Linked DNA regions of Homo sapiens: region 2 is linked to region 1. Evidence: read pairs that join two places in POLR2A ChIA-PET (ENCODE). Cell type or tissue: GM12878. All regions are shown on one strand. Region 1 overlaps CSNK1G1 (casein kinase 1 gamma 1). Region 2 overlaps ZNF609 (zinc finger protein 609).

Region 1 (5,000 bases):
ATATTTTTCTTTTTCTCTTCTTTTCTTTTCTTTTCTTTTTTTTTTTTTTTTTGAGACAGAGTTTTGCTCTTATTGCCCAGGCTGGAGTGCAGTGGTGCGATCTCGGCTCACTGCAAACTCTGACTCCTGGGTCAAGCGATTCTCCTACCTCAGCCTCCCAAGTAGCTGGGATTACAGGCATGAGCCACCATGCCCAGCTAATTTTGTATTTTTAGTAGAGACAGGGTTTCACCATGTTGGTCAGGCCGGTTTTGAACTCCTGGCCTCAGGTGATCCACCGCCTTAGCTTCCCAAAGTGCAGGTGTGAGCCACCGACCCCAGCCAGCCACAATATATTTTTCTAAGGCTTTATGTCCTTTAAATGTATTCCCTTACAGTCTAGATACAAACAAATCCAAAACACTCTTTTACTGGAGGCATATCTTCTTCAGACCTCACATGATTTGACTCTTAAATTCTGCGTTTATTTTTCCGTGTATTATAAGGTATTGAGTTAGTTTAAATATGGTTCTTTTGGAAGGATGAGAGATTACCTTTACTGATCTTTGATTCATATTTTCCTAGTCAAATTGGAGAATTTGCAAGGGAACAGTCCACCTAGTACAAAATTACAAAGAATAAATTCTTTCCCTTAAACATATGCTACGCATCTCTTTTCACATGGCGAATGAAAACAAAACAAAACAAAACACCTATGCTACACATACAAAAACACAAAAAAGAGTAAGTGACATTTTGGGGTAGGATACCATGTCTGTTACCATTTAAAAGCTTTTAATAGTCAATATGACTCTCTCCACTGTCAAAATGGGATCTGTTCCTCTAACCTGCTAGTTACTAAGTAGCCCTTCTTTTTCACATACCCACAACAAAACCCACCATAATAAAAGAGGTCAGCCAGAGAAAAAGGAGACGCTATCATAACTCCTGAACCATTGCGGTGTAATGTTTATGTAGCATTTACGTAAGGATTGTCACAAGCTTGGATTTAAAGTACTGAAAGGGCAGGAAGAGTGCTGCTGCATGCACATAGTAGTCAATGCAACAGTCTACATTTACTGTGTTGAACAAGCACACTGAATAAAACCTATGACAGTACAATATGTTGTACTCTAATATCAGATCTGTGGATACCGGCAGGACTTACTTCCTGATTGAATTTGATCAGATAATGCAAAGGACGTTTTGCCAGGTAGAAGCAAGCAGGCAGAACTATTAAGGTTTTCATCCCCTTTCTGCCGGATTGTAATACGCAGTTCTTTAGAGAGGAATCAGACCCATGGCAAGATTTACAACTTTTGGTACTGGGAAAGGACAAACACGAAGTATAAAATGATGGAAAGACTAACTCAACTGGGATCTTTCTGAATGGATCTAGCTTTTAGGAACGTTTATTCTATCCAAATTCATAGTTTAATTATAGTTCTCTAGTTAGGTAAAATTTATGTTCAAAAAAATTGTGCTTGGCCAGGCATGGTAGCTCACACTTGTAATCCCCGTTACTTGGGAGGCTGAGGCAGAAGGATCACTTGAGCCCAGGAGTTTGAGACCAGGAGGCCCTGTCTCTACAAAAAATAAATAAACATTAGTCAGGTGTGGTGGCTCACGCCCATAGTCCCAGCTGTTTGGGAGGCTGGGGTGGGAGGATTGCTTGAGCCCAGGAGGTCAAGGTTGCTGTGAGCTGTGATCACGCCACTACACTCTATCCTGAGAGGTGGAGTGAGATCCCATCTCTATTAAAAAAAAAGAAGTGCTTGGAATAAAGATAGTTTTAAAAGGCAGATCCAATATATGTGAGTTTAAATGCAGTCCTTTAGGAACCATATTTGGGATTTATTATTGTATATAGATAAACCAAACAGTACTCAATTCAATATACCTAAAATCTAAACAAGCAAAGCAAAATTTTCCCAGAATACAAGGAAAATAGGATTCTTGTTGTGATGGAAAAGAACTAATAAGATCACCTGAACTTTTTTTTTTTTTTGAGACGGGTTTCACTTTTGTCCCCCAGGCTGGAGTGCAATGGCACGATCTCGGCTCACCACAAACTCTGCCTCCCGGGTTCAAGTGATTCTTCTGCCTTAGCCTCCCAAGTAGCTGGGATTACAGGCGGGCACCACCATGCCGGGCTAATTTTGTATTTTTTAGTAGAGATGGGGTTTCTCCATGTTGGTCAGGCTGGTCTCGAACTCTCGACCTCAGGTGATCCGCCCGCCTCGGCCTCCCAAAGTGTTGAGATTACAGGCGGGAGCCACCATGCCCAGCAATCACCTGAACTTTCTTTGCTGCAAAAGACTGCTCTGTGTGTGTTTTTTTTTTTTAAACACCCCTCCCCTTGAGCAGACAATCCAGCCCTACTCTAGCTGCCAAACAGAGGCAAAATGGCTCTTTGTGGAAACAAAAACGAGTAGGAAGAAAAGCTTAAAATTTATTTTTCAATAAAGGTTAAATAAAAATCTATGCTATAAAAAAATATCTATTTACATCTGCACCCTTCATTTGGCAGATTCATTCATTCACTCATTCATTCAAACAAGTATGCATCAAGTGCCCACTATTCTAAACATTGGTTTGGGTGTTAGGGTTAATTAAAGCAGTGAACAAAACAACAAAAACCTCTGCTCTTACAAGGCTCCAATTTGAGAATGCTGACACCCTAAATAGGTTAAATGTCCTATGGCCAAAGTTTTGGGATAAGATAAAACCAAGGTCTGAGCTCTTCTTTCTCCTTCTACTGTAAGTATGAGACTAAACAGTTTGTTGAGCCCTAGGCTCAGATTTCCCAGAATAAGGAGACTCTTTAGGCATTATCATCAATGTCATCTCTATGCCTTGACTCCCAAATATCTCTCTAGTTGTCTCTGGAGAACCATCCTCTGCCTGCTAGACCTCTTCAGGTGGAATACATTGCTAGTATTTCAAACTCAAGATGCCTAAATTCAAATTCCAAACAAGTTCCTCCCCCAACTTTGCCATCTCTAGTAATAGTACCACATGCCTCCTAATTATCCAGGCTCAAGATCTCTGCAACAGCTTTGACTCTTCCTTCTCCCTTAATCCTGACATTCATGTGGGCTGCCAATTCTGGTAGATTATATCACTGTAGCATTGTTCAATTCTGTTTCATTTGCCCTACTATAACCCATCTAGACTCCCTCTACATCTCAAGGGAATTCACTGCCTGCTTAATGATTTCCATGTTTGCTGCCAGACTAGTACCACATTCTGTGCCAAAAGATTTCAAAAGCAGAGTTTTAATCATATCACTCCTTTGCTTAAAAATCTTTAGTCCCTATTCCTACTTAAAATAAGCACCAACTCGCCAGCCCAGCATTCCAGGAGCTTCACCAAATGGTTTCAACCTACTTTCCTAGCCTTGTCTCCTAGGACTCCTTTACTCGCATCATATATTTTAGAAAACTGAACTAGATAAAACATTTGTTGTTGATCATATATTCTTCTGCTTGGAATGCCTCTTCCATCTCATTTAATTCTGCTAAAAGCATGTCAAATGCAGCTTCTCTCATCAAATTATTTGTCTTGCTCAGACTAGATGAAATTTCTTCTTCCAAACCCAGATGATAATAATTTGCAACTTGGGATGCTTATCTGTTCTGCCTTGTGTTATAGTTATCTGTCCATTTGGCTTATCTACTTGTCAGCTCTTTGAGGACAAGGACTCCCTACTTGGTATCCACAGGATATACTTTTTTTTTTTTTTTTTTTTTTTTGAAACAAAGTCTCTGCTGCCCCGGCTGGAGTGCAGTGGCACAGTCTCATGTGCACTGGCTCACTGCACAACCTCCGCCTCCCAGGTTCAAGCAATTCTCCTGCCTCAGCCTCCCAAGTAACTGAGATTACAGGCGCCCACCACCACACCCAGCTAATTTTTGTATTTTTAGTAGAGATGGGGTTTCACCATGTTGGCCAGGCTGGTCTCGAACTCCTGGCCTCAAGTTATCCACCCGCCTCAGCCTTCCAAAGTGCTGGGATTACACGTGTGAGCCACCTTCCCTGGCCCACAGGATACAGTTTCACATAGCAGGTCCTCAGCTCAGATTTACTGAGTCAAAGTTGCTGATGAAAGGTTAGCTGTTCCTAAAGTCAATACCTGTCAATCTCGCTCAAGGAGAAACTGTATTTTTCTTTTGCTAATTTCAAAACTTGAAAGGAATTAGTCTAGAAAATCATCTTGTTTTCAATTCTTAGAGTAATAAGAGAGAGATTTGGCTGCAAATTTTCTTAAAAAAAAAAAAAGGGCATAAGAAAACAATCCTAAAGATAGAAGAAATGTAATATTAACATAGACCAAAGGTTGAACAGACACTAGAAATCCATTACCCAGAGTGCATAGTGCAGAAAGAATTTTACCCAGCAAGGATTCAGAATCCTGGTGGGAAGGCGTTATAACATTTACATCAACGTGAAGGAATTCCAATCTCTTAGCAGCCACAGGATACTAAAAACTCTAAAATTAAAAAAATAGGGCCAGGCATAGTGGCTCCCAGCATTTTGGGAGGCAGAGGTGGGCAGATTGCTTGAACCCAGGAATTTGAGAACAGCCTGAGAAACACAGTGAAACTGTCTCTACAGAAAATACGAAAAAAAAAAAAAAATTAGCTGGGCGTGGTGGCGTGTGCCTGTAGTCCCAGCTACTCAGGAGGCTAAGGTGGAAGGATCACTTTAGCCCAGGAAGTTGAGGCTGCAGTGAGCTGTGATTGTGCCACTGTGCTCCAGCCTGGGCAACAGAGTGAAATCTTTTCTCAAAAAAAAAAAAAAAAAAAAAAGAAAAAGAAAAGAAAAAGAGAAAAAAATATATATCAAAGAGAGATATTCAAGATTCAACTTTTCAAAAATAAGCATAGTAGTTAAATACAGATGAGATTTTCCTAAATAATTATATACTGTGGTCAGAGACTTTTCATTTAAAAGTACATTGAAATTCACTACTCAGTTTTTACCCTGACAACCGAAGTTTTCAATCATCTCTTTTCCTC
Region 2 (5,000 bases), 450 kb after region 1:
ACACCTATAATCCCAGTACTTTGGGAAGACTGCTTTAAGCCAAATTCAAGACCAGCCTGGTCAACATATAGCAAGACCTCATCTCTACAAAAAAAAATTTAAAAATTAGCTGGGCATGATGGTGTGTGCCTCTAGTCCTTGCTACTCAGGAAGCTGAGGAGGGAGGATCACTTGAGCCAAGGAGTGTGAGGTTACAGTGAGCTATGATCACATCACTGCACTCCAGTCTAGGCGACAAGAGTGAGACCCTGTGTCAATAAAAAACAAAAAGAAAAATAATAAAAAGAATCAGAGGTCTTTAAAATATAACAGATGATGGATCCAGTGTTACATACCTAAGTATACCTTTACCAGAGCTTCTGCCTTGATATGTGAGTCTGAGGGTTCAACTGTAAATTGCAGAAAACTTATAAAATGGTTTGGTGCCCAAGGACTGTTGCTAAGTCTTGCATGTAAGTCCAAAGTGGATACTATCCAAGTGACCTGCAATGCCATCCATAGATGGTGGGCAAAATTGATGGATGAGCTCTTGATCCAATGGGTAGCTTTGTTTTTATTATACATGTCTTTGGACCAGGCAATCATCTACTAAGTCACATTATAATAAGAAGAGGAGTATGAATGCTTAAAACAGACTTTGTTAGCTACCCTTACTGTGCTTTGAATTCAAAGCATAATTTCAGAGATAATGAGCTATATCTTCTCCTAAATTTTCTCTCTCTTTCTTTTCTTTTCTTCTTTCTTTCTTTTTCTTTCTTTCTTTCTTTCTTTCTTTCTTCCTTCCTTCCTTCCTTCCTTTCTTCCTTCCTTTCTTTCTTCCTTTCTTCCTTCCTTCCTTCCTTCCTTTCTTTCCCTCCCTCCCTCCCTCCCTCCCTTCCTTCCTTCCTTCCTTCCTTCCTCAGGCTGGAGTACAGTGGTGCAGTCTTGGCTCACAGCCACCTCCATCTCCTGAGCTCAAGATATCCTCCTACCTCAACCCTCTAGGTAGCTGAGACTACAGGCGTGTGCCACCATGCTCGGCTAATTTTTCTATTTTTTGTAGAGATGGGGTCTCACCATGTTACTTAGGCTGGTGTTGAACTCCTGGGCTCAAGTGATCTGCCTACCACAGCCTCCCAAAATGCTGGGATTACAGGCATGAGCCATTGCACTCGGCGTCCTACATTTTCTGCCCCACAACTAGCAACTGTTTTTTCCTCTGATTTTTTTTTTTAATTTTTGAAATTATTTTATTATTTCAAAAGTAATGCCTGATTTTTTAGCTATGACACCAAAAGCACAAGCCAGCAAAAGAAAAATTAGATAAATTGGATTTCATCAAAACTAATAACTTTTGTTTATCAAAGGATACTACCAAGAGAATAAAGATAGAATGAGAGAAAATATTTGCAAATCGTGTATCTGATAAGTGATTAATATCTAGAATAAAGAACTCCTACAGATCAACAATGAAAAACCCAAACAACCTAATTCAAAAATGCGCGTAAGACTTGAATAGACATTTTGCCAAAGAAGATATCTAAATGACCAATAATCACATGAAAAGATGCTCAGAATCATTAATTATAAGAGAAATGAACATAAAAACCATGATGAATTACCACTTCATACCTACTAGGATGGTTGTTATCAAAAATGTGGAAAATAAAAAGTGTTCAAGAGGATGTGGAGAAATTGGAACCCTTGAGAACTGTTGGTTGGAACATAAAATGAGTACAAGCCATTGTGGAAAACAGTTTGGTGGATCCTCAAAAAGCTAAACAGAATTAACATATGATCCAGCAATTCTACTCCTAGGTATATACTTAAAAGAATGGAAAACAGATGTTCACACAAAAACTTGTATGTGAATATATGACAGTATTATTCACAATATTCAGAAGGTAGAAATAACCCAAGTGTCCATCAACAGATGAATGGATAAACAATGTGGTATAGCCATACAATGGAATATTATTCAGCAAACAAAAAGAAATGAAAGCTGGTACAGTGACTCATGCCTCTAATCCCAGCACTTTGGGAGGCTGAGATGGGAGGATCACTTGAGCCCAGGAATTCAAGACCAGCCTGGGCAACATAGCAAGACTGCATCTCTAGAAAAAAATACAAAATGGCGGCCAGGCATGGTGGCTTATGTCTGTAATCCTAGCACTTTGGGAGGCCGAGGTGGGTGGATCAGCAGAGGTCAGGAGTTCGAGACCAGCCTAGCCAACATGGCAAAACCCCATCTCTACTAAAAATACAAAAAAAATTAGCCAAGTTTGGTGGCACACACCTGTAACCCTAGCTACACGGGAGGCTGAGGAAGGAGAATCGCTTGAACCTGGGAGGTAGAGGTTGCAGTGAGCCAAGATCGTGCCACTGCACTCCAGCCTGCACAATGGAAACAAGACTCCATCTCAAAAAAAAAAAAAAAAAAAAAAAACTGGGCACGGTGGCTCACGCCTGTAATCCTAGCACTTTGGGAGGCCAAGACGGGCGGATCACTTGAGGTCAGGAGTTCGAGACCAGCCTGGCCAACATGGTGAAACCCCATCTCTACTAAAAATACAAAAAATTAGCTGGGCATGGTGGCGCATGCCTGTAGTACCAGCTACTCGGGAGGCTGAGGCAGGAGAATCGCTTGAACCTGGGAGGCAGAGGTTGCAGTGAGCCGAGATCATGCCATGGCACTTCAGCCTGGATGACAGAGGGAGACTCTGTCTCAAAAAAAAAAAAAAAAAAAAAAATCAACCTGGTATGGTAACACGTGCAGTGATAAACTCATTATCACTGTATAGGATGTTGTCAGTTAGGCTTACTTAGTACTCCCAGCTACTCAGGAGGCTGAGGCAGGTGGATTGCTTGAGCTGTGATCACACCACTGCCATCCAGCCTGGGGGACAGAGTGAGACCCTGTCTCCAAAAAAAAAAAAATGAAGTTCTGATTCTACAATGTGGATGAACCTTGAAAATACATGTTAAGTGAAATAAGCCAGTCACGAAAGGACAAATATTGTATTTTTTCCACTTAGGTATCTAGAATGGATACATTTATATAGACAGAAAGAATATTAAGGGCCGTGGGGAGCATAGGGAATGGAGAATTATTGCTTAATGGCTACAAAGTTTCTATTTCAGGTGATGAAAAAGTTTTAGATATTGTGATGGTTCAAAAGGAAAAAGTAACAATTTTTATTGTTGAACATTTAGGAGACAAAGTCAAAATTCACCAAGAGGAAAAGAATAAATTACCCAGAGATAACCAATGTTTGAATTTTTATATTATATATTTTTGTTGCTTCTTTTATTTTATATTTTTAACAAATTGAGACCCTTCTCTATATATTTCGTAATCTTCTTTGTTTAGAGAAATATATTCCTGTAACATATTTCCATAACATTAAATGACCTTCTATAACATTTTAAATAACTACAGAGTATTCCATGTTAAGGATGTATCATAATGGACTTAGTCATTATATCTTTTATATGGTTTAAAAAAAGATACTTCTTAAATTTTCTAGCTCTTCAAGAGCTGAGCTTCATTTTTTACATCATCAATAAAGTACCTCACATACCAAGGAGACACATTATGTGTTTCATAATAATAACCTTGCAGCTTTGGACTTTTCGGTTTTTGTCCAAACTCCCTTTTCTCTTTTTATCCTCTTGCTGCATTTTGCCTACTTGGACATTTTCTTTTTGCTTCTTCCACCTGTTCTGTGTGTCTTTCACTTTGCCACCAGTATGTAGCTTTATTGCTGCATCTGTTTCTTTTCTGGTAGAAATAGGTCAAACGTAAAATCAATAACCTGCTTCTCAGCCCAAAATAAACCTACAGGTGTTGATGTCTTTTGCTTTAGTCCACAGTTTTATTCTCAAGTGCAGTGCGTAAACCATTTAGTGTTTTACACCGAAAATACGAGCTCCTGAGAACCAAGAAAGTGTAATCTTATCTTGTGAGGCAGCGTAGTTAAAAATACGTATAAGGCCATGCAGTATGGTTTACACCTGTAATCTCAATACTTTGGGAGGCCAGACAGGAGGATCGCTTGAGCCCATAAGTTTGAGACCAGACTGGGCAACATAGCAAAACCTTGTCTCTACTGAAAACTTAAAAATAAAAATTAGCCAGGCATGGTGTCATACACCTGTAGTCCCAGCTATTTGGGAGGCTGAGGTGGGAGGACTTCTTGAGGCCAGAAGTTTGAGGTTGCAGTGAGTTATGATCATGCCACCGCACTCCAGCCTGGGCGACAGAGTGAGACTTAACCTCAAACAAAACAAACCATACAGGCTTTAGTTGAGAGTCATATTGATTGGGATTCAGATCCTAGCTTTTGCATCTTATTTAGCTATATAACATTGGAACAGATTGCTCTGAGTTTCCAGTTCCTCGTCTGTAAAATGGGAATGATTATACATTGGAGGTTGGTGAGAGAATTAAATATGAGATAATATATAGAAGATGTTAAAGCACAATAAGTTGTATGCATTATTGGAAATACTGTCTGACCACCACCACATACCAAAAAAAAAAAAAAAAAAAAAAATTAGGGAAAGCAACCAAATATGTAACCCGTTGTATCTGGGACTAAGCATCCTTTCTGTATCATTAGGACTTGGGAAACTTCTTCCACAATTTTAGTGGGATTATATTGGAGTCTGAATCTTACTTTAGTGGCCAGATTCAGTGTGTAGTAACAGTTAAGGTCTAGGATGCTTCTAATTGTTCATTTCATAGGTGGAAAAGGAAGATGGATACTTACTGCAAAGTATACAGCAAATTTTGTCTGGGAGCAAGACATACATAAGAGAAAGAATTTGAAATGACTCCAGCTTTGGTTGGGCAAATTCTGACAATTATTTTTAAATGTAAGCCCAATGAAGTCAAATATCTATAGTGACTGTTATCTCCAGATGAATTTTGAGAAAAAAAAAATAGAATTGTTATAAATTAAATGAAGCTTCAGAAAGATAGGACTCAATTTAGTCATATTGGTGGTTTTTTAAAAAAT

What was found. ChIA-PET counts read pairs that join two places held together with the same protein. Peaks named below come from ENCODE experiments on the same cell type or tissue, not always from the same donor. Only the 100,000 strongest peaks of a DNase experiment are listed, where the experiment ranks them.
Region 2: POLR2A ChIA-PET joins it to region 1 with 6 read pairs; 4 of 35 experiments call an interaction of 5 or more read pairs at or near these places.

Annotation. Positions count from the first base shown.
Region 1 is chr15:64,194,483-64,199,482 of GRCh38, forward strand. The region is part of intron 10 of CSNK1G1 (casein kinase 1 gamma 1); the gene reads right to left. Among named protein-coding and RNA genes, the nearest start is that of PPIB, 34 kb to the left of the region's middle. In GM12878, no CTCF peak of the experiment used is centred here; no DNase peak of the experiment used is centred here.
Region 2 is chr15:64,644,234-64,649,233 of GRCh38, forward strand. All of the region lies in intron 3 of ZNF609 (zinc finger protein 609), which reads left to right. Among named protein-coding and RNA genes, the nearest start is that of OAZ2, 57 kb to the right of the region's middle. In GM12878, no CTCF peak of the experiment used is centred here; no DNase peak of the experiment used is centred here; H3K27ac peaks cover 1,035 bases.